Linked DNA regions of Homo sapiens: all the other regions are linked to region 1. The links are chromatin loops, found by intact Hi-C in ENCODE. Cell type or tissue: endothelial cell of umbilical vein. All regions are shown on one strand. Each heading gives the region's core, and the rest is flanking DNA. Links, peaks and the distances in the headings are about the cores only.

What was found. Hi-C counts contacts between places; a loop is a spot of excess contacts. Peaks named below come from ENCODE experiments on the same cell type or tissue, not always from the same donor. Only the 100,000 strongest peaks of a DNase experiment are listed, where the experiment ranks them.
Region 2: a loop joins it to region 1, with 3 times the contacts of the local background. A loop is called at or near these places in 2 of 110 quality-filtered maps.
Region 3: it touches region 1 in a loop (12-fold over the local background); 4 of 110 quality-filtered maps call a loop at or near these places.

What each region holds. Positions count from the first base shown.
Region 1 is chr3:78,201,782-78,209,513 of GRCh38, forward strand. No RefSeq gene overlaps it. Among named protein-coding and RNA genes, the nearest start is that of LINC02077, 160 kb to the left of the region's middle. In endothelial cell of umbilical vein, for the core only: a CTCF peak has its summit at 3,343 (motif pointing left); a DNase peak (open chromatin) is centred at 3,390; H3K27ac peaks cover 782 bases.
Region 2 is chr3:77,811,295-77,819,026 of GRCh38, forward strand. It overlaps the pseudogene RNU6-217P. Among named protein-coding and RNA genes, the nearest start is that of LINC02077, 230 kb to the right of the region's middle. In endothelial cell of umbilical vein, for the core only: a CTCF peak has its summit at 4,412 (motif pointing left); no DNase peak of the experiment used is centred there.
Region 3 is chr3:78,641,738-78,649,469 of GRCh38, forward strand. It overlaps ROBO1 (roundabout guidance receptor 1), which reads right to left. Exons shown (of 31, transcript NM_002941.4): 20 at 5,892-5,918; 21 at 4,411-4,453. Among named protein-coding and RNA genes, the nearest start is that of LINC02077, 600 kb to the left of the region's middle. In endothelial cell of umbilical vein, for the core only: a CTCF peak has its summit at 4,217 (motif pointing left); a DNase peak (open chromatin) is centred at 4,184; H3K27ac peaks cover 70 bases.

The DNA.
Region 1 (7,732 bases), core at 2,153-4,652:
ACACACACACACACACACACAGAGAGAGAAAGCTAACTATGTGAGGTGATGAAAACATGAATTGGCTTGATTTTGGTAATCACTTCACAATATATATGTACATCAAGACATCACAACGTGCAACTTGAATATATACTATTTTTATTTACCAATTGTATCTCAATAAAGCTGGGGGCAGGGGGAAAGACTTGAGGACCATAAGCCACTACCTAAAGCTATATAGAATCCACCTCTAAATCCAGCCACCTGCTCAGTACCCAGAACCTTCCTCAAAAAGCACGCTAAACCAGTATCTGCTCCCCACCCAAACTAGTAATGATTTTAAAGATCTTCTTTCTCAGAACCACTCTCAGTATCAAGATCTGGATTAATCAGGGTTCACCAGGGAAACAAAAACATGAAAATGTTTACTCATTTATTTATTTTATCTATTTATTATAATAAACTGGGTCATATGATTATGGAGGCTGGCAAGTCCCAATATCTGCAGAATGAGTCCATAAGCTGGAGATCCAGTAGAGCCCGCGGTTTAGCTCTAGTTTGAATTCAAAGACCTGGGAAACAGGAGAGCAAATTCCAAGCTGAAGGGTGGCAGATTCGAGACCCAGGAAAAGCCAATGTTTCAATTTGATTCTGAAGACAAGAAAAAAGCTGATGTATCAGTTCAAAGGCAGACAGACGAAATAATTATCTCTCACTTTGGTCAGTTTCTGTTTGTTTGTTTTATTCAATTCTTCAATTGATTGGATGAGGCCCACCAAATCATAAAGAGCAATGTTTGACTCAGTCTAATCATTTAAATGTTAATGTCATCCAGAAACACCCTCATTGAAACACCCAGAATAAAGTCTAACTAAATATCTTGGCACTCTGTGGCCCAGTTGAGTTAACACATAATATCACCACAGAGGTTAAGATTGTGAATAGTAGAGGCAGAATTTGAAACTGGGTGCTCTGAGTCAAGAACTTTGGCTTACAAACACTAGCAAATATTGATATATATATACTTCAGCGAAAAAGGAAAGTTATGTCTTAGGTGAAGTATAAATAACCCTGAAAGGAGGCTCTGATACAAATTACCATCACCACGGATTTTCCATTTTTGCTTAAATTTCCCAACACTCATAAACACCAAAGAAATTTCTTAAGACTTGTTTTTTTGGTAACCAGTTTATTCTGTTGGAAAGTTGGGAGGATGAAGTCAAAGTTTCTTCCAAAAGCTTCAAGTCTTCAGTGATTAGAATGTCGATAATATCAGTTTAAGAATAAGAATTTTGATGGAAGAATTTAACTTGGGGTTCTAGTGAGATATGCATATGGAAATATCAAAGAGTGACCAGTCCACAATTCAACTGAAAGATTAGAACAAGGTATATAAACCTGTAATGGTGGGGTCTCCTTTTTCTTTATTTTATATATATATGTATATTTACATATACATATATATGTATATATTATTAAAGCATTATATATATATATATGCTATACTGAGATATATTTCAGATGCCATACAATTCAACCATTTGAAGTGTACAAGTCAATGGTTTTCAGTGTATTCACAGAGTTATGCCACGGTCTCCACAGTCAACTTTAGAATATTTTCATTATCTGAAAAAGAAACCTGGGTCCAATAGCAGTCATTTCCCCTTTCCACCCAACCCCCCAGGCATGGGGAACCACCAATTTACTCTGTCTTCAAAGATTTGGCCTACTATGGAGAGAAAATACCATGAAGATAATATCCATAGTGAAAGAAGAGCTGCAAGGAGGCTTCCAGGAAATACAGGGGAGCTTAACATATCTCTTATGAAACATCTAAAGGACAAGAAATGCACTCACTGTTTGGAGATGGAAACAGAAATGTGCCATTGAATTGGGATCATCCTGTTTGCCCAAAGTGTATTAGAACAAGATATGCATAAATGTTTCTCACACACCAAATGTGTCCCATGAATGAGAGAGTTTGGCTGAGGACATTGAGTCTGCTCTAATAGGCCACTTAGGGAGCAGATGGACCTACAACTACAAGGCCTAGAAGGGACCCCTGGGACAGGGGAGCAGTTACAAGTAACCAATAGATATACATCCATTCTTCACCTGAGGTCAGGAGTTTGAGACCAGCCTGACCAACATGGCAAAACCCCATCTCTACTAAGAATACAAAAATTAGCTGGGTGTGGTGGTACATGCCTGTAATCCCAGCTACTTGGGAGGCCGAGGCAGGATAATTGCTTGAACCTGGGAGGCGGAGGTTGCAGTGAGCTGATATCGCGCCACTGCACTCCAGCTTGGGTGACAAAGCAAGACTCCATCTCAAAACAAACAAACAACGAAAAGAAGATATGCATCCATTCTTGTTAAATGAACTACAGAAGAGAGAGCCCAGCAAGAGATCTTTAAGGAATCCTCAGAAGTTCCTTGTCAAGAAAGTGGTAAACGCAGTCCTGCCTCATGACCCATCTATCTTTTCTTCTAACAGAGAAAACAATCAGAGCTTTCCAGCTCGGTGAAACCCAGAAGGGCCTGCTAGATGGGACAGAAAGTAGGAGTAACTATACAATCTCGATATATACCCAGGGGAAAAAACCTTCCTGGTACAATACGAGTGAGCATAAGATAGTTTTACATAAGAGCAGCGTGGTTCTCTGACTTTTCCTCCAAGCTTCACAGATCCAAGAGGAAGTTTGCTCACTGAAAGCAGTTTGGGCATATTCAGGCATCTCTACAATAATTTTCAAGGATACAATGTCATTCTCTCTCAATTTGCCCTTAGCAGATGCACACTTCACAGTATCTCTTTGATGGTTTCCTTGCATTTCCCTGTAAGACGGTGATAAAACACATTCCTTAGATAATGATAGGAAGACAAAAATTGAGCCATGCATGTAAATGGTTTTACTCTTTATAAGTAAAAATTATGTTTTTGTTTTATTATTTTTGCCATTATTCTCTTCTCAGTACTACTATAAAAAAAACACTGTGGTGGTTAAAAATAGTCTGTTTAATCAAATTACCTAAGGTAGAATCCTGGCTCCATCTTTCAGTAACCATTGCATGGGGACAAGTAATTTTATCTCTCTTAGCCTCTTTTCTTTCATCCATAGAGTAAGAATGATAATACAATATTTCTTGCAGAGTTTTGGTAAAAATTCAGTGAGCTACAACAGAAAAAACATTCAGTAAATGTTAACCAGTTATTGAAACTTTAGTATGCATAGAGGCTGCTGCATCACAGCCGGGGATTCTCTACTCTGGGTCCATGAAGCCTGGCTGGAGGGGCAAACAGAAAAAGCCACCAGCCAAGATCATGTGTAACTAGTGCCCTCTTGGGATCAAAGAAAAGAATCAAAATTACTGAGGAATTTGGAAAAGGAAGAGGCATGACGTGGGAACGCTAATCCCATAAGAGCTATTAATCATGGACCCCACTCAGGGACCAGGATGCTATGGCAGCCAGTGAGTCAGTTGAATGAAGCTGAAAGTTATTTTTTGGTCTAAGAAAATAAATCGTCTGAATAGGGTCTCAATGTGGTTTTCACAAGGGTGGGGAAAGTTGATTTGGATTGTATGACGAAAAGAAAACAAAATTTACAACCACAAAACAGAGTACAAAGATTCCAAAACTGGCAAGAGGAAACCAAGAATTTTGTAAATAGTTCATAATTCAGTTTCATTCACATCTTCAATCCAGCAGGATCTATGACTGAGATCAAGTTCCTCTCTCTCTCTCTTCCTTTTGATTTACTACTGTTTTTCCCTTTAGATCCATTCATCTTTTATTCTAAATAGAATATCCATGATTGATTAGGTTACTACTGGGCACTTTCTGTTTAAGAGCTGATGGGAATTTTCAGTGTACTAATAATTTGATATGACGTTCAAGTTATTTTATTCTTACTGCATTATTTTATTTAACCAAAGCTTAGTAAACTCTGTTGTAAGTTTGTTTTAAAAAGAAAAGAAAAAATAAAAATATTTTCTCATTACTTTGCCTTTTCAGTGTCCACTATATTAAATTACTTTCTTCTAAATTGTATTGCATTTTCCCTACAGGAATTGACGGCTGTCTAATGGATTTATGCAGTGTTTATATAAGGTAAAGAACACTTCAGTAAAAAATTGATTCAATGTATGTGCACTGTAATTGTAGTAATGTAACTTGACAGGATGAAGTTGCTTTTTTTTTTTTTAAGTCTGTTTTATAAAGGCATTCTTGGAATTTTCTGGCTTTTCTCTTTGCAAAATGGTCTTCTTTTGTGGCTTGACTGTACACAAAGCAAAGAAAGCATAGGAGAATATATGTCTCTCTCTCTATATGTATATATATATATATCTATATATAGAGATACAGACATACGTATGTGTATCTATATATTTAAAATTGAAGAAATTATCAAAATTCCTTATTTGAAAATTACAATAAAATTACTATAAAACATTTCACTTCAGATACTTCATGCTGATCATAAATGAGGGGCATGGATTTAGAAGGTAAAAATATATGGAGAAAAAAATTTCAGGAGTATACGACTTGTTTCCATGCTTTCTGCAGGAACTGTAAATTTCTCCTTCTTCTCAATATCCACTTAAGTTCACCTCTTTTTCCATTACATAATTAGCCAAATCAAATAGAAATACAACTTTGCAATCTTTTCATATTAGGATGCTACATTATTAATTAAAATAAGTACACAGAGCCCAATGGTGGATAATTGCTCCTAATCAATATATGTTATGGGATCATAATCTCTATTTTGAGGTCATGATTAATAATCTAAAAGTTGGATGTTGAATTTGTTTAGCTATCCATTATGATTTGACTTTGAAGCTGTTATAAAATTTTTTATTTGGCCAGCCAGAGTTGTCATTAGGACTCCTCACCTCCACTCCTGGCCCCACTCCCATTTCGAGGCCTTCAAGGTCCATAGTCAAAGACAACATAGGTAGCCCCTTTCTGACACAACTATGATAGCCAGGAGCTTCCCTACTGCTACGTTTGCCTCCTGCTGTGAACTAATTCACAATATTGTACTTCTCGTCAAATGACAACTCATGAACCATCACTTTTATAAGAGCCTAACAACTTCAGCTAACTACTTCTCTGCACAAACATGACAACTTCTGTCTCATCCTTCCATTTCACCTTTCCCTTTCTATAATTGTAGGTTTTATAATTAGCCATATGTGTCCCTTCCTTGTCATTAGATTGTGAATCCACTTAGATAGGGACCATATTATCTTTCATTCTACACACCAAATGCATAGTTAAGGTGAATACTACAGATAATGACAGAGAGCCAACAGGCTGATGTGAGCAAATTTGAAATAGGAGCTTAAAATATGATGACTTTTTTTATTCTAAAAGTCTGCCATAAAAGCATAAAGAGACTTCAAACCTGAAAAAGAGTATACTAAAACTAGGAAGCAAAGTGTCAGAAAAGAAATACTATAAACACAGGACACCGACCCAAGGCCACCTGACCTGTGAATTCACTTCTCATGTTCCTCTCTCTCTCCCCTTGGTGTGAACATTTGGCCCTCTACTGAACTCGTTAACCCAGTTGCTATGGTTTCGAAGTTTGTGTCTCCACAAAGTTAGTATGTTGGAACCTAAGACCCAATGTGACAGAATTAGAAGGTGGGGCCTGGCTGGGCACAGTGGCTCGCTCCTGTAATCCCAGCACTTTGGGAGGCCAAGGCGGGTGGATCACCTGAGGTCAGGAGTTAGAGACCAGCCTGGCCAACATGGTGAAACCCCGTCTCTAATAAAAACACAAAAATTAGCCAGGTGTGGTGGTGCATGCCTGTAATTCCAGCTACTCGGGAGGCTGAGGTAGGAGAATTGCTCGAACCTGGGAGGCGGAGGTTGCAGTGAGCCAAGATAGCACCACTGCACTCCAGCCTGGGTGGCAGAGTAAAACTCTGTCTCAGAAAAAAAAAAAAAATAGGAGGTAGAGCCTTTAAGAGGTGATTAAGTCATGAAGCTTCCACCCTCATAAATAGCAACCACCTTAGAAACGTCTGGAAGGAGCTAGCTGGGCCTCCTATGTCGTTCTGCCTTCCACCATGTGAGGATACAACACTTGCCCTTTTGGCCACATGAGGATGTAGCAAGAAGGCCTTCACCAGACGTCAAATGCCAACACTTTGACCTTAGACCTCCCAGCCTCCAGAACTGTAAGAAATAAATTTCTGTCGTTTACAAACTATCCAGTTTCAGATATTTTGTTAAAACAGCACAAACAAAGACACCACTCCTTCCTATAAACCACTTTTTCTACATGCCTATTATGTGCCAGCCACCTTCCACCAAATTTCAGACTGTCCACTTGATTTATATCCTGTGGTTTGTGGAGTCTTTTTCCTAATAATTTCACTACTCCTGCTTTTGAAAAACATTCTACATACCTATGAATATACATGTTACCTCATTTGGTAAGAAAAACATCTCAATAGTAAACACATTGAGGAAAGTTCCTCCAAAACTTGCTGCACATTTGTAAAGTTTAGATGACCAGGTAAAGAACTGGGATTAAAACAAGAAACTAACATCTTTTTTGGGTGAAGGAGGTAAAACTAGGGGCAAATGACACAGTCAGGTATGTAAAGCAGGAATGCCAAGCCAAACTCATCAATATTAAAACAAACAAGGAGGAACTCTAGACCAGATGTGTAAACTGAATCAGAGCAGACCCTGTGATGCAAGTAAATTTAGAGAACGAATGGCCTTTGGAATTAATAACCACTGGTGTGTATATGGAACTATAACTACCTGATAATGTAGAGACCAAATTACCTTGGGAATCTAATAACCTTGGGTGTATCCACATGATTATATCCACCTGACTGTATGCTTAAAATCACTGTTTTCCATGAGTTTCTGACACTCCCCAAGTGGCATTTAATACACAGACATATCTTTTGCAATTTTCAGAAACCGATGATATTTATTACATGGAGAGACAGCAGATACCTTGAAGGTGAAGACTATGATTCATTTTTCTTTAAGAGGCAATAGAGCAGGATGGTTAACAGCAAGGGTTCAAGCACTGGTGTGCTGAAGCCATTCACTCTGGTCCCAAGACTACACTGATAAATATTTAAAAATTTTATGACCCAGTTGTTAAACCTCTATTGATAGCTTGAAATCTGCTATGGTAGGAGTGTCTAAACAACGAAAACAGCAAACACTACAAACAAACACTTGTCTTAGCCCATTTACCAGCACAGTATTGGATGATTTGGGACCCAGCTAAACCACATATTGTGGGGAAATTATGTAATTAATTGTGAAGAAATTATTTAAGCCATCTGGGCCTCAGTTTCCTCAAATGAAAAATAATGGTAAAACCTGTTTCAGAGTGTTATTGGGGAAATACCCAAATTGAGTGTTCTGTTTCCTGCCAAGACCTTTGACTCACATATTTCTACAAGTTTCTGCTATTCCTTCAAAATACATTTATTTCATTTGGAGGCAATATCCTTTACCTAATTGATTACATTGATAATGACAGTATTTCAAATATGAACAACACTTTGAGGGGGTAATTATACCTCTCTAACAACTTTCAAATCATAGTCCATAACTATCTGTCTACACAGGACAAACTTAAATTTGGGTATCATAACATTGAAAAGGCTAATATAACATTTTGTTAGATAGCAATGCCTACAAAATATAATTACAGTGGCATAGAACATATTAAACACCACAGTTGAACTAAATATCTGC
Region 2 (7,732 bases), core at 3,238-5,737, 390 kb before region 1:
GAAGGCTAGAGATAATAACTGAGTGAGGACATCAGAGTGACTTCTAAGGTCCTAGTAATATTCTATTTCTTAATCTAGGTGGATATGGGAAAGGCTAGAAATGAATTTTTATTAATAATCCTTATTTTTCACCCCTCTCTCTAACTGAGCCCTTTGTCATATGACTTTAGAGTTTCTCTGATAAAGGCAGAATGTAGCTCCTTATATGATGTGTTTTGGTTAACAGAACGAGGCAGAAATTAAGGTATGTCTGTTCAAAGCCTAGGCTTCAAAGGCCCTCATACACTTTTTAAAAATATTTCATTTTAAATTTTTGTGGGTATATAATAGATGTTTAAATATCTCATGAGGTACGTGAGATACATTGATAGAGGCAGGCAATGTATAATAATCACATCATGGGAAACGGGGTATCCATTTCCTTAAGCATTTATCCTTTGTGTTAGAGAAATCTGCAATGCTTCACGAATTTGTGTGTCATCCTTGCGCAGAGGCTATGCTAATCTCCATATCATTTCAATTTTAGTGTATGTGCTGCTGAAGTCAGCACCCTCATGCATTTCTATTTGCTTTTTAGCATTTCTCCAATCACTATGAGTAGAACATGTCTGTGTTAGCCTCCCAAAAGGAAGATGGATGGGCTGTAGAGGAGAGACGTACCAGATGTCTTACTTTGTGTTGTTATAACAAAATACTTTAGGTAATTTATAGAGAACAGAAATGTACTTTTAGTGGAGGCTGGAACCCATGATCAAGGCACCAGCAGGTTCAGCTCTAGTAAGGGCCTAATCTCTGCTTCCAAGTTTGTGCCTTGTTCCTGCATCCTCTGAAGAAGAGGAATGCTGTATCCTCGGCAAGTAAAAGAGGTAGAAGGCATGGAAGGGCAAAAGAGAGAGGGGCAAACTCCCTCCATTGAGTCCTTTCATAATGACATTAATCCATTCATGAGGACAGAACTCTCATGACCTAAATACCTCCCCAAAGACCCATCCTCCCAACATTTGCATTGGGGATTATGTTTCCAACACACGAAGTTTAGGGAATACATTCAGACCATAATACCAGGTAAGCTGCCCCAGCCAAATGCAGCCTAAAGTGAGTCCCTGTTGGTATTTGCAAATGCACAAGCAGCTAACTGCAAACACAGGAGTAATGCCAGACATGTGGGCTCTGCTGTTGGTTGGATTTGGCAGGTTTCATTTACATGGGAAAGTTCTGTTTCATGTGTTTTTCATTCTCTTCCACAGACTAATAGGCTAGACTAGGTGTGTCTTTCTCATGATGATGGCATCAGCTCATGTAGAACTGCATTTTACACAAAGTCTCTTAGATTCTTGACTTGGAACTAGCTCTCTGTAAGTTCCATTTTATTCCATTGGTCAAAGCAAGTTAGTTAGATGACCAAACCCCAAATCAGGGGACAGAGAAGTGTCCTCTTTTGTGGAAGAAAATGCAAAGTCTCAAGGCAATAGCTTTAATCAGAGTGATTGTGAAGTATTGGAGCCATTAACACAATCTATGACTCCTAGAAAGATGTCACACAGTTAAGTAATTACAGCATAATTCATTCATTAAACTTGTATTAAGTATTATGAAGAAGAAATACTGCATGGTAAGCTCTACATGGAAAACAACAGAGAAAACAAATATATTGTTAAGCATTTCTATTTCAAGATTACAATCCTGGATAATTATAATATTGACTATCACATTTCCATAGTAGGAGCTATTTAATAATGCACATGATATCTAGTCTGCATTTTGTTAAATGCATAAAATTGACATTAAGCAACAAAACTAATATCCTGGTTACGTAAAAATCTCTGATTATTTTTCTATTTAATTTTGAGAGCTAAGCAAGCCAGGCTATTTCCTTCTATCTCCAATGATTTCGCACAAAACTTTTACACCATTTGGGATTACATACTATGTGGTTTTATATCTTTAGGTTTGAGAAACATATATATTGCTTAGAGATTATGAGAGAGTGAGGCAGGGAATTACTAGGGAAAAAAATTGTCCTCAATGTGTTACCTTTGCAGAGAAAGAAAAATGCACCACCATTTATACTTTCTTGGGTATCTTGTTCAGGACCCTTCTCATTATTCTACCGTCCACTCCCTGACTCACTACTCTGCAGGAGGAGGAAGGAGTATCTAATTTGTCCACATAATCAGTTGGTGTTTCAAAGCTCTCTTTTCTCCCTTGACTGCCTTCATGCAGAGTAAATTCTTCTCTTTTTCCTCTTCCATGTAATAAATATTTTCCTCTTCCAAAATAAAATAATTTCCTCTTCCAATGTAATAAATATTTTGGGATCTATCCTCTCTTACAACAGGGTGGAAAAATGAGGAAGAAACTGCTGTTTTGAAATTTTATCTGCATCTAGGTAGGCAAACTCAAATAAGAGTGGGATAAGCAAAATATCCCTGCTGTATTTTCCAATCTAGTTTTACCAATAATGTATACTTAGATTCTGATTTGGCTTCTTCTGTCAGCTGTTAGTTGATTGGATTTAAGATGGCTGCAAATTCTATGACATTCCTTCCGTTGAGAATGGGGTCTATATCCCCTGCTCTATAAATTCAGTGAGGAAGTGATGCTATTTAACTTCCAAGGCTGGGACACAAAATTTCCATGCAGCTTTTACCTTGTTCTCCTAGAACAATCACTTTCTAGGTGCTGCCTCTTGGGTATCTCAGAATCCAGCTGCCATGCTAAGAGAAACCTAAACTACCTAGGGAGGCCCTGTGTGGGTATCCGGCTTGCAGTCCCAGCTGAGGCAGATTAAGTCAGGCACCAGACAAGGAAGTGAAAGAGGCTCCAAAATTATAGACCAGAGACCAGCTATTTTTGTTGGACACTGTCTGAATTCCTGATCCACAGGAGCAATTAACATAATCAAATAGTGGGTTTTTTTTTCAGGCCACCAAATTAGGGCACATTTGTTATATAGCGATAATGACTGGTACATTCGAGAAAAGAGCGTGGATGAGGGACAACCATGCATCCATGCAACAGATGAATCATACAAAAGAAAAGGACAATTCTTGGGAAAGAGAACTCTGAGAAATGTAAATCTGTTTCAGGAGTTCTTCAAGCCTCATCAGGATCTAACTGGCCAGAATTGGTTGCTTCCAATTAAGCCCCTAATATTCAAAGCCAACTATTAGCACAAGTCTGAAATGGCTTTAGGAATGTGATTTTAGAATGACTGAGGCCAGATTGTAATCACTGGAAACACAAGTATCACCCACCTGGTCAGCTCCATGCCAGCACCCTGGAATGATGGGAATATATATGTACGCGACCTTAATTACAGCAAATTTAAAAATACTTGTGTGTGCCTGTGTGTGTGTGTGGGTGGGTGGGTGTACTACCTTAGAGAAAAAGACAAATGACAAGAAAACAAATTTATATCAGAGTTTGAGTTTAGTCATAATACACTCATCTTCAGATATTCTTTAGATACACACACATACACATACACACACATACACATACACATACACACACACATACATATCTCCTGGATTTACAGCAAACCTTCATCACCTCTTCTCTTGTCTTCATTTTTATCTATATTTCTAACTATGAAATTACTATTTATTTGAATTGAAGATCCTAAGATAATTGAATATTTATTTTCTCTACCACATGTCAAGTATGTTAAGAATTTAAAATTTCAATAATAAGGATGAGACAAACAAATAAAAACCTTTAAAATAATTTAATAGCTGAGGTCATCAAAACTGTACTATTCCCAGAATTTAATGATCCAAGTTTTTTTGTCCCTCTTTCAATACTGCAGAATGGTTACAAAATTTATTTTGGAATTTTAGTATAAAACTTATACTATTTTAGTGCCTAATTCACATCCTTGGGAGAAAAAAATTAGCTTACCTTTGTACTGGTTATTTAGACTCAGTTTCAAATTACAGGTACTCACAGGCACTAGCTTAAGCAATATGGAATATTTATTACAATGATGCTAGAATATCTCATAGAATTGAAGGGTAGGCATAAATTTAGTTCTCTGGAATTGCCTGGAGACAGGAACTAGGAGGTTTTATGCCTCTCTTTGTGTCTGTTTCAATTTTCTCATTCTCAAGGATCAGCTGATTCCAATTTTCCTGACCACATAGCAAAACAACAACAACAACAACAAAACATGGCTGCTGATGAATCCCGAGTTGACATGTTGCTCCCTGGAGCAGACTTTTGTTTTTTCAGTCTCAACTTCAAATTCCTAGGGATTGAACCATGAATAGCTTAGGCTAAGTCACTGTCTTTGGGGAGTGGACTCTGATGGCCCTTCCCTGTCAGGCCTGGTGAGGGGACAGGGTTGTGTTGTACAAAACAGCTTCCCAGACAGACTATTGCCCTCCTGTGGTGAAATGGGGAAAGCAGCTCCCCAAAAAGGGTGGTATGAAAAGTGAGTTGAAATCGGTCACCTTAACATTAGAGTCAGTGCAGGTGCAGCAGGTTCTGCAGTAGTAGCTGGACATCAAATAGGTAGAACTATTTCCACAGAGCCCAGGCAATACCTGTTTTAGCAGAAGTGACTAGTAGAGATACTTCTGATTCAGCACATCCAGACCAATAGAGTTGGGGTTGTATGAGGTCCTGTAAGAAATGGACATTTCAGGCCCCAAGTGGCTTCTAAGGCCTGCTCTTGTATTTCCTTATTTACCAATATATTGTTAAAATATGTTCCCATCACCTGAGAAAACTGAATGTGATTCTGTGCTATGCAACTTAAACGAACCTATTTCATACACTTCTCAGGATGCAAACAATTGACACTGTTAGTGAGACTGAAAGGATGCTCAGATTAACAGTTAATAATTTTGAAAAGTGTTTTTTTGAAAAGTGTTAGTTTTATTGGTATTAAAATGAAAAATACTAGTGATAATAAGTGACAACAGTGCTAACTACTTTATATTGAGTGCTTACTGTGTTCCACTGAAAATACTTCACAGGCATTGTCTTAACCTAAACACCACATTGGTCCTATGAGGTTGTTTTAATGTTATCATTCTCGTTTTACAAATGAGGAATCTGAGGCTCAGAAAAGTTAAGTTTTCTGAGGTCCCATAGCCGGGAAATAATGAAGCCAAAAATATGACACAGAACCTCAGCTCTTAACCACTTTGCTGAACTGCTTCCGCGGGACTTTTAAAACATATAGAGTATTGAGAACGGATCGCGATTTCATTTTGAGAAACCAAGTAAAGTGCAATCTAAAGACACATACATAGAGGACTCCCAGTAGCAAATATGTGGTTTACCTTTCCACATATTTTCTGAAATATTTGCCCTTGGATACTAATCCTAAAGTATTTCAACATCTGGTTCAAATTACACATTTTGCTTTATCTATAAAACTGCAAAACGTTGTATCATTAGCACCAAGCAAACATGTGTTCCTCATTATGTTTTATTCTATTCATATTGAAATAATTATTAAATGACATCAGTTTCTCTATTTTCCTTATTTACTTGTACTATTTTAGTAGCAAATAAAGTGTTTTATTGTTAGTATAAAAAGCCATATTGAAATTTTTGGAAATTTTATTATTTTATCTTGTTTTTGCAAGTCATCAGTTGTGATAAAGTTTAAAAAAGTTATAACCCAGTTTATTAAAAATAACTCCCACTCTAATAAACCTACACTTCCAAATGTCACCAGTTATTGTTTAAGAGAAATTGAAAAGCCTTTTAAAAATGGCTTGTCTCTATTCAACATCCTAGGATTCTTAACACTGTGGACCACCTCCTTTTTCTAAACTACCACGAGTTTTAAGAGTGGGAATAGAAATGTGAAATGGGAAGACGAAAATACTATTTGGAACATTGATGTGAAGGAGAACAGTGATGCAGCTGTAGAAGGTTGCAGGTATGTAAAGATTAAATAAAAATTGTTATGTGTCTTCATTTGTTTTCTGAGCTCATAGAAATGTAGAGATGTTTATTTTGGACAGGAAAGACATAGAGTGGGAAATTTGGAGTCCCAGATAAGGTAGTGGATGACCTGTGAAGCAAAATCCATGATAATGAAAGAGATGGCAAAAGATGCCTCCCCATTGTTCCCTGTGAAAGGCTGAATATAAGATTTGGGAAAAATGTGACACATCCCTGAAAATGAAAGAGGGTAGAAGATAAAGATCAATACAAATCCAGATAGATGTACAGATTGAGACTGGGAGAAAGGGAGAAGTGAAGACCTCCCTTCTGATTTACCACTGATAGGACAACTACTATCCTCCTTCTGTCCCTTTATGGCCTTTTTCTTGTTCTTGTTTTTCTTCTCCTTTAATTGTTCTTTTAAACAAGCCTAAAATATTTGGTATTGAAGCACAGTTCATTTCTGAGAACACAAAGTTATAATTGGATTTTGGATTTCCATGAGGCAAAAAAAAATAATTTTTTATTATTTTTGAGATATCAAGAGAGAAAATGTTATAATGAATCAAAGACTAGGCTGAAGAAATCTTTGGCAGAAAGAAATCGAAAGCATGTATTTTCTTGGATATATAATATTTTCTTCAATTATATAAAAGTCAAAAAATAAATTAAAAAGACAGAACCCAATACCTATTGGCTGCATTTGGCCATAGCCGGGTTTATACTATATGGCCTAACTCCCTTCACCTGGGAATCTGACACCTGCACTCTGATTGAAATGATTATCTGTAGCATCCTCATTCTTTATTTTTGGAGGTGATTATGAATATTCATTTTTTTAGTAAAAACTTGCAACTGTCATTTGTTTTAATAATTGAGCAATTATTTCAATCATTTGTTAGAACTTTGCTGTTTTGAGGGTTGATTCTGAAAATAAAATGACCTGGAATGTTTTCATTTTAGTTTGGATAGGAAAAAACAAAGTGAATACCATGGTACATATGTTCACTGAAATTTTAAATTACTTAATTTTCATCCCATGTGTCCTGAGGAGAGTAAAAGTACCAATGAAAAACAATTGTAAGACATTTTACACACCATTAAAAAATAAATAAATTACTTTAGGGCCCATGTAATACTCTTTTGGAATTCAGTTTTATCTGAATAAGTTTCAGACCAAGTCTCTTTAGTTAACTTCATTATCTTTAATCCTGCATTAAAGATAATTACACTGATATTTTTTACATTTGTGGTCTTTGTTATCCACTCTTTGTGAATGCTATTTTTAACTTTTGCTACTTCTACACCCTCAAAGTCCAGAAAGAGCATAACTTTGCATGAAGGCAAACAAACTTTACGCATCTTCTGGGACCCCTCTCCCAGAAGGGTGATTTAGTAAATTCATCCCTTGCACCAAATGTTAAACCGCTATTTAGGCAACTGTTAGCAGAAAAATGAAATGTATTTTATTATTCCATATAATGCTAGATTTTAACAAACTATATTATGTTTGTAAAACTATCTAAAGGCAGCTAATGTATGTATAAAATGTGTTCAATATTACCTAGGGCTACTAAATGATATCATGATTCATCAAATTATTTGGTTATTTTTGCTATTGGAAACTCTTTAAATATGTATTCACACAATTTTTTCAAAGATTTTTCAGGATTAAATAATCACTTCAAATTAGAATGAGATGTTTTGAGAGTACTATAAATTGAGTCAATATTCATTTCAACCACTTTCTAATACAATTTTCTTTAAAAAAATCTGGTAAACTAAAAAGAAATGAACAAATTATTAATAGATACATAGATGAGCA
Region 3 (7,732 bases), core at 3,238-5,737, 440 kb after region 1:
CTTACATGTTTCAAAAGAAATAGACAATATTTTTATGCTGCTCTGATTCCCTCTGAAAAACACTTTCATAGTGAATGCTTTGATATCATCATAGGCTGAGAGACCTTTTCATATATATGAGTGATTTCCAACAGGAAGCTGACTTATCGATTTACATCCTAGTTTTCTGTTTAGACTTGAATTTGGAATGCTAGTTATTTAAGGCAGAAGGTGAGCCATGATTACTGGCCTATAATGAACCTTAAAATGCCATGTGTAGATCTGAGATGACTTTGAGGAAGTCAAGGTCATATGTACCTACTCTAATAAGGGTTCTAAGGTCTTTTTTTAAACAATTTCCCAGGCTACCCTTATATATTCGAGCTTAAGATATGAAGCAGAAAAAATACACATGGTGGTTATAGGGATTAACATGTTTCTTAAATATTATCATGTAATATTATCATATAATATAATAAGTGGATAGATTTGCGTCATGAAGAAAAAAGAGGGCAAATGCACTTTAGTAATTATATGGCAATTACCTTCAATTCCTACTCTTCTCTTGCTATTCCAATCACTCACCCCAAGAAAGCCTATTTGAACTGCTAAATCACAAAATAAAACACTACAGAGTCCAGGAGCTGCGGAAATGGTGAAGGAGGCTGGCAGGAAGCCTTGTCAGGCTATAGGCTGTCTCCCCTTCCCACTGGCAGATTGAATGAGCTATAAAGCCAAGGGCTAGATCTCAGAATTGCCAATATTTTAAAGAGAAGCAAAGGCTTGAGCTCTATTTCCTCACCTCCCACCAACAGGGAATGTGGTATTGGCATTCTCTACCAGGTTAGCCAGACTTTCCCATCCCACCCTTCTCAGGTTTTCTCTGCTTTCTTGCTTTATGCTGTGGTTTGGATTAAGTATGTTTTTTGGACACATTGCCTGGAATGTTTGAGGAAAGGAAAACAAATGAGTAGCAACGGCTACTTAATATTTCCATGATCATTTCCCTGGATTTTCTCACAAATTCTTTGCCCTTTTTAAGTTGGGAAGCAGTCTCTTTGCTTACCACACTCTTCATTCTCTCTTTTCCAGGAATAGCCACATTTGCAATGTTCACAATGATAACAGAGCTCTAGATAACCTTCTCCTTTTATCAGAGGAAAAAATACAGCCTCCACAATTTCTCTGAAGTTACAAAGGACTGAACTCAGGCCTTCTGACATTCATTTATTCAATGGCTCATTCATTTTTTTTTTACTTATAGGTGACATCTATCAAAAATTAATCATTCATGTGATTTATCGCATTTATTTATGTAATTTATTGCATTATTAAAAACCCATTTATCGATAAATAAACCACGTAATCTGCATCCTCCAGGAACTCACACTCTCTTGTCAGAGGCAATCATATCCACCAGGAGTTGCCAAACGTTTTTGGTAAAGGACCAGATAGTAACATTTTAAGGCTTCCCAAGCCATAGAGCTTATTTGATAACTACTCAACTCTGCCAATGTGGCTCAAACACAGTCATAGAAAATATGTAAACAAATGAGCCTAGCTGTATTCTTATAAAACTTTATTTACAAAAACAGGTGGCAGGCTGGATTTGGCCCAAGAGCCATAATTCACTGACCTCTGACATAAACAAAAGATAACCGCATCACCTTATGTTACGCACTTCATTGAGGTAATTCCACATTAGAGAGTTAATGGAGGGCATAGTAGGTGGAATTCAGTAAACTGAGAAGGGTCGCTGGGTGGGGAGACAGTCCAGACCTATGTAATACATGCACAGTGTAGTAAGGACACATAAGAGAATGCAATCTTGGCAAATGGCAGGTGGGGTGACACAGTGGATTGTAGGGTCTGGCACATTTTGAGGTGTGAAGTAAGTCTGCAGAGACCTAGAGCTGTGGACTTTGCATATTATGCCGAGTTTGGATCTGATATTCTAAACATGATAGGTCCTATTGATAATGGGATTTTCTGGAGCTCAGAAACATGATCAATATGCATTTCAAAAGATCGTTCTGTCTCCAGTGAGCAAAGGGAATTAGCAGGAAATAATGCTAATGAAGGTATTATAGATAAAGGTAGGACTCCTGAGAGCTTTTGTCATAGATTAGGCAAAGGAGAAGTAGGGCTTGAAATGAAACAATATGAGAGTGAAAGGAGTAAGAGACAGCATCAACAAAATGCAGTAATGGATACAGGAGGTCCAAGAGGATGGCTGGAAGGTTTTGGCTTTGGTGTCATTAACTATGTGAGGTAGGAGGTCCAGTGAGGACTCAGAAAGTCTGAAACACATGAGGGAAACCAGTGCTTAAGGGGCAGACACAAGAGAAGTCAGTGTAGGAGTTTGGTTCATTATTCCCTCTCTGATCTCACTAGATCACGAAACATAGACACAGACACACATACACACACAATGACACACACATCCGTAAGTGGCTAGGAATGAGGCCCCTTCGTAAAGCATCCTTATTGTCCTCATCCTATTTTATTTTTTCCGTAGCATTTATCAACTGCTGATATTGTACAGCTGACTTTTTAAAAAAATGTTTATTATTCATCTCGCATTTCCGCCACTATAATGTAAGGTCTGGAAGGGCAGGAATTTTTATACACTTTGCTTACTGATGCTTCCCAAGTAAGTAAACTAGCACCTGTCACATAGTAAGTGTTCAATATATTGCATGAATAAATAATTCTAAAATTTTGTATATAACTGACATTTTGAGCATTGACTCTGAAATCTTTATTGAACTGTTGCCTCCGTAACATCCCAACATCGTTTAGCATTTCATTTAGGAAAATGATCATTTCTACTTACTATTTGAAATAAATCAGTTTCACTGACAGGGATTTTATTTTTAACTTTAAAAAGCTATGTTTGTTTTGTGATATAGTGAGCTTTCCAAATAGCTCAGGAACTTTGTAATTTTTCCATCCTGCCGTGGCAACTAGCATTTGCTACCTATGCATTCCTGCCATTGTTTCCCATGTGCCAGTTTGCTCTATCCAGGTTGTAAATTCTTTTAGAGTAGGAACCAAGCTTATTTTTCTGTATGTGTGTGTGATACTTGTGTACACACACCCACGCACAGAGGCTAGTGAAGAACATATCAAAGACACTCAAGAAGCACTTTCACATGCTTTGATTAGTGAGGAGGTTGAAATATACACATGTAATGAAGTGGTTATAAAATCAGGTATTCCAGATTCACCCACGAGAAAATGTTCTTATGCCAGAGGCTCTTTCATGAATGTCTGGGCTGTGATTTAGATGGAATTCCCCTGGATGCACAAACATGCCCTGGTTTAATTCCTGAATCAAGTGGATTTATTCCTTATGAAAACCTCCCTAGCTTTGGGTCTGTCACTGGCTGGCTTTGTTTCACAGGTATGAAAACAGGAAGTTAGCAATACCCAGGAAAGAAAAGATTAGTACTTGTTGCCAAATTTGTACAGCATTGGCTAAAGGTGGTCAACCTTCTTTTTTTTTAAACCACTCTTTGTTATATACTAAATTCAGTAATTTTCTTATCCGGTGGTATGTTCCTTGAATTTAGGAATAATATCTTACTCATTGTTATCTTTCTAGTAGCAGTCATGTTATACAGCTGTACAAAGAAGGGAATTTAGTAAGTTCACTGAATTTGAATTATAAGATGGTTTTGGTTGGAAGATTTTTTTTTTTTTACACTGTAAGCTAGATGTTACTGTTTTGGAGAAAAAAAAAACATCTTATTGTGAAAAATTCTGAAGCTTGGCTCATCACATAACTTATACCTTATTTCAGCCCCTTTAAGCTGGTTGTCACATCAATTTGTGATTTCTCTGTGAATATATTAAAGTTCACTGAATAATAATTACTTTAAAAATCATAAATATGAGATTCATTTCAATTAGAGGAGGGAAAACATTCTTTGTTAACAAGTTACCCAGATTTCCTCTTTTATTTCAACACATTTTCCTGCAAATGGGGAAGTGAACTATGTTGAATTCATAACAAGAATAAACAAACATAACCTACAACTTATGAGCAATTGCTGTGTTCAGCAGGTTTTTCAAATGAACTCTTTTTCTTGGATAGTATTAGTTAACTAGCTGTATTTGTTAATCTTCATAAATGCCACCGCTTAGTCACTTTAACTCCTTTTAATCATTTGCTAAATCAGCAAGTCTCTTTCTCAGTTAAAGTCCTCCCTCTAGTGGTCACTGACTAAGATGCAACTACTCCAATCAACTACATTTGTGTGTAAACAGCTTGTTTCAACAGCATAGCTGAATGGAGTCTTCGTCAAGGAACTAAATAAATTCCACCTTTAAGTTAGACTTTTTAAGCAGAGAAAGTGGTGTCATTGAGGAAGATGAAGAAATATTTGGAATTCCCTGTAGGATCTACAAAACAAGCAAGATAATTACCTCCCTCCACTGCTGACAGCTTCGCCTCCTCTCTGGTAAGTTACTAGAATGTTACGAAAAAAAAAAGGAACAATTAATAGACATATTTATATATCAAAAGCTATTACATTCATGAGCTTCTTTCTAAAATGGAATTCCTTCTGTCTTCCTAGACAGAAGCATTGCAAAAATCACATGACGTAACAGATTGATTCAACTAGTGACATTTCTTTAAATATTGTATAGAATTAGATATACATATCATATATCTAATTATATATATAATTAGATATCTATATATCACTCTTATTTTCTTCAAATTCCAATAAGGTGGAGAATCAAGAAAAAGCAAAACATCAGTACACTTATTAAATATAACTGTTACACATCTGTACATTAGCATTCCGATGGATTTCCATTTTGAATTTATTATTGGAGCACATAATTTCATAATTTTATATAGGTGTAAACTTAAACTCAGGAAAAAAAAAAACTACTAGATTATTTTCCCGGAAGTATGAGTACCAGTAAGTCAAAGAGAAATGTTAAAATAAACCTTTCTACACACAAAGATGTATGCCAAGTTGTGACTATTAATTCATGTGACCTATTTTTTATTGTGGCTTCTGCAAATTATTTCTCATTATATTTTCATCAGACATGTATAGATAATCAAAATATATTATAATGCTCTTGAAAGCATCCTCAGCTTAATAAATTTGGGATGGAAAAATTTAACCATAACAAAAAAAAGATTTTCACATAGTTAGGCTAAGTGGTTAAGAAGATTAGCTTTTCTGTAAATACAGACACATTTTCTAAGAAGAAATGTGTTTTTAAAGCTGCCAAGTTCTGCTACTTAGAAGAACTCCAAACTGGAAGTCTGTTATAGAGAGATAACTGCTCCCAGTGATGACAATAACTGGATTAAAACTGAGAGGGCACAACTACACGTACATCTTTTCCTGGAGGTGATATGACAGAAGAGGACCCATTTTGAAAGAAATTGGATAGAACGGAATATTAGGATTCTGACTTAGGGAAAACGAAAAGTTCTATCTTTCACATGTGCTGGATATTGTGGTTACCTTTAACAATATTGATTCTGGGGACAGAGAATTATAAGGGAGAGAAATTTTTGTTGGAAAACTTGAAAGCTTAAGTTGAAAAATGCACTGTCAAGTCTGAAGTAGTCAATAAGATCATTAGCATGTTAAATCATGCTGAAGGTAGAGACAGTGTGTCTACTTAATGAAACACATGCAAACAAGGCCAAGATCCAGTGTGGAATTGTGAATAAATAATTGCATCGAATGGATGAAAAGCAACACCAACCATTTCTACCTTAAACACATGCCTGGTGTGAGTAAATCAAGTATTACATTCCACTTTAAGTTCTTTCCCCCAACTTACTGCAGAAAATGAAATAAAAACAGAAACACAATAGTGGAACACATGCCAAACTAACAATGGAAAGGAGGAGGGTAAGTGCAAATATATACCTGTTGGTGTGAAGGTAAAAGACGGGACTGAAAAATCAAAACAAAATATAAACCAGTTATTAAGCTGAAGAGAGAAAGGGAACATATCACATTAGTATAAATCAAGCAGACAGCTGAACATAAAACAAATGTAAATAACTAAGCCAGTAGTTCTGACAATCTGATCTATGAATAAAACCAATTCTGAGGTTAAAAAAAGAAGCTTGTCTCTACAGGTACCATTTTGAAGTGTCTGACATTCTAGTACACTCAGGAAGGGAATTATGCTAGGTTAGCCTGTGAATGACCCTGCATTTAGTAACACAGATTTAGCTCGTGGCTTTCGTACAAACAAGAATCCTCCACTATTAATCATCTCCAAACACAGGATGATGGATTCTTAAATAAGTATTATCAGAGTCTTGCTGGAACCTTATCTAGAAATCTGAAAGTAAATGCTTATTAAAGTGAACTACTAGGTGCACTTATGTACTTAACATTGAGAGAAAAAAAAGAGAGAAAGAAGGAAAAGAAGGAAAGGCAAGGAAAGGGGAAGAAGAAACAACAAACAAACAAACACAACACAAGTAAAGGAAAGGAAAGAAAAAGATGAACTGAATAAAAGAGAACCATAAAATTTAACTATTTCACTGAGTGGAAATGCCTGACATCTTATCACATAACTGACATTTTTTATCATCATAAAAACTTGTGAATGGACAGAAAAAACTGGAGTTTTAAATTTTAATTTCTTTGAGTTTACTTTTAGAAGCTTCCTAGAAGTAGGCTGGACATTCTTTTAATACCACAGTAGAAGCTAAACAATAGAACAATAACACCCTTCTGAAAACCTTCACTCTCTCTGCAGTTATAAATCTTAATCTAATCAATAATGCCTGAAATTGAACCGCAGACCTCAAAAGTAGCAGCCATTCCTCCCCCACTTTTCCTATCTTCTCCCATTCCTGGGGGGTTGGATAACGGCAGAGCAATTTCCATGTCATTTCATAGAGGGAGGAGATTGACTTATTTCCAATCTCTTCATGTTAAATTAAAGTAAACGCTGCTCTGGTTAAAAAAAAAAAAAAGCAAGGAAATATATGTTATTCCCTCTAAGATTAAAGTTTCTTTAAAATAATCTTTAGTAGAAACAAACTAGAATATTGATTACTTATCATGTATCAAAACACTGCCAGAATTATATTTTCTATTTCACATTTGAACATCTCCAAGAAATTTACTGTAGAATCGGAGCATTTGGGGTTTGCAAACCGAAACGCTATAGCGTCCTCTACAATTGTCACTTCTTACCAAGCCACTTTATCTCTGAGCATACTAGAAAGAAGAAAAGCAAAAACCTCAGTGCTGTGTCCCCAATTTATACCCTGGCCTTCGTGTGCAGCACAGCAGTCCCTGTCTTAAGAATCCTATTGTGTTTTTTTTCAGTCAGGTCTTTTCAGAGAGTCAATGTAATTTAGCTACATTCAAAAATTCAGAGCCATAGTAACAAGTCTTCATAAAAAAAAAAAAAAATGAAAGGTGCATTTGAAACTAAAGCTATTCAAGCAAGAATGGAGTGCCTGAACATTAATTTGCAATCACAAGGACACCGGGAAAATATGAAAGGTCCTTGTCATTACTTCTCCTAGCTAACTGCTAACCCCACTTTGAGGAACTGAAGAAGAGATGAAAAGGAGGTCAATCTAAATGAAATTTTCACTGCTAGCACACGAAATAACAACTTAATTTTCAAAGCTTCCAATAATATAATAAACTCTCTGGGTCCCTAAGTGATGCGGGTGCAATATGTGAATGCATGTGGACAGGGGGTACCCAGCGAACTGGCAGATGTCACACCGATA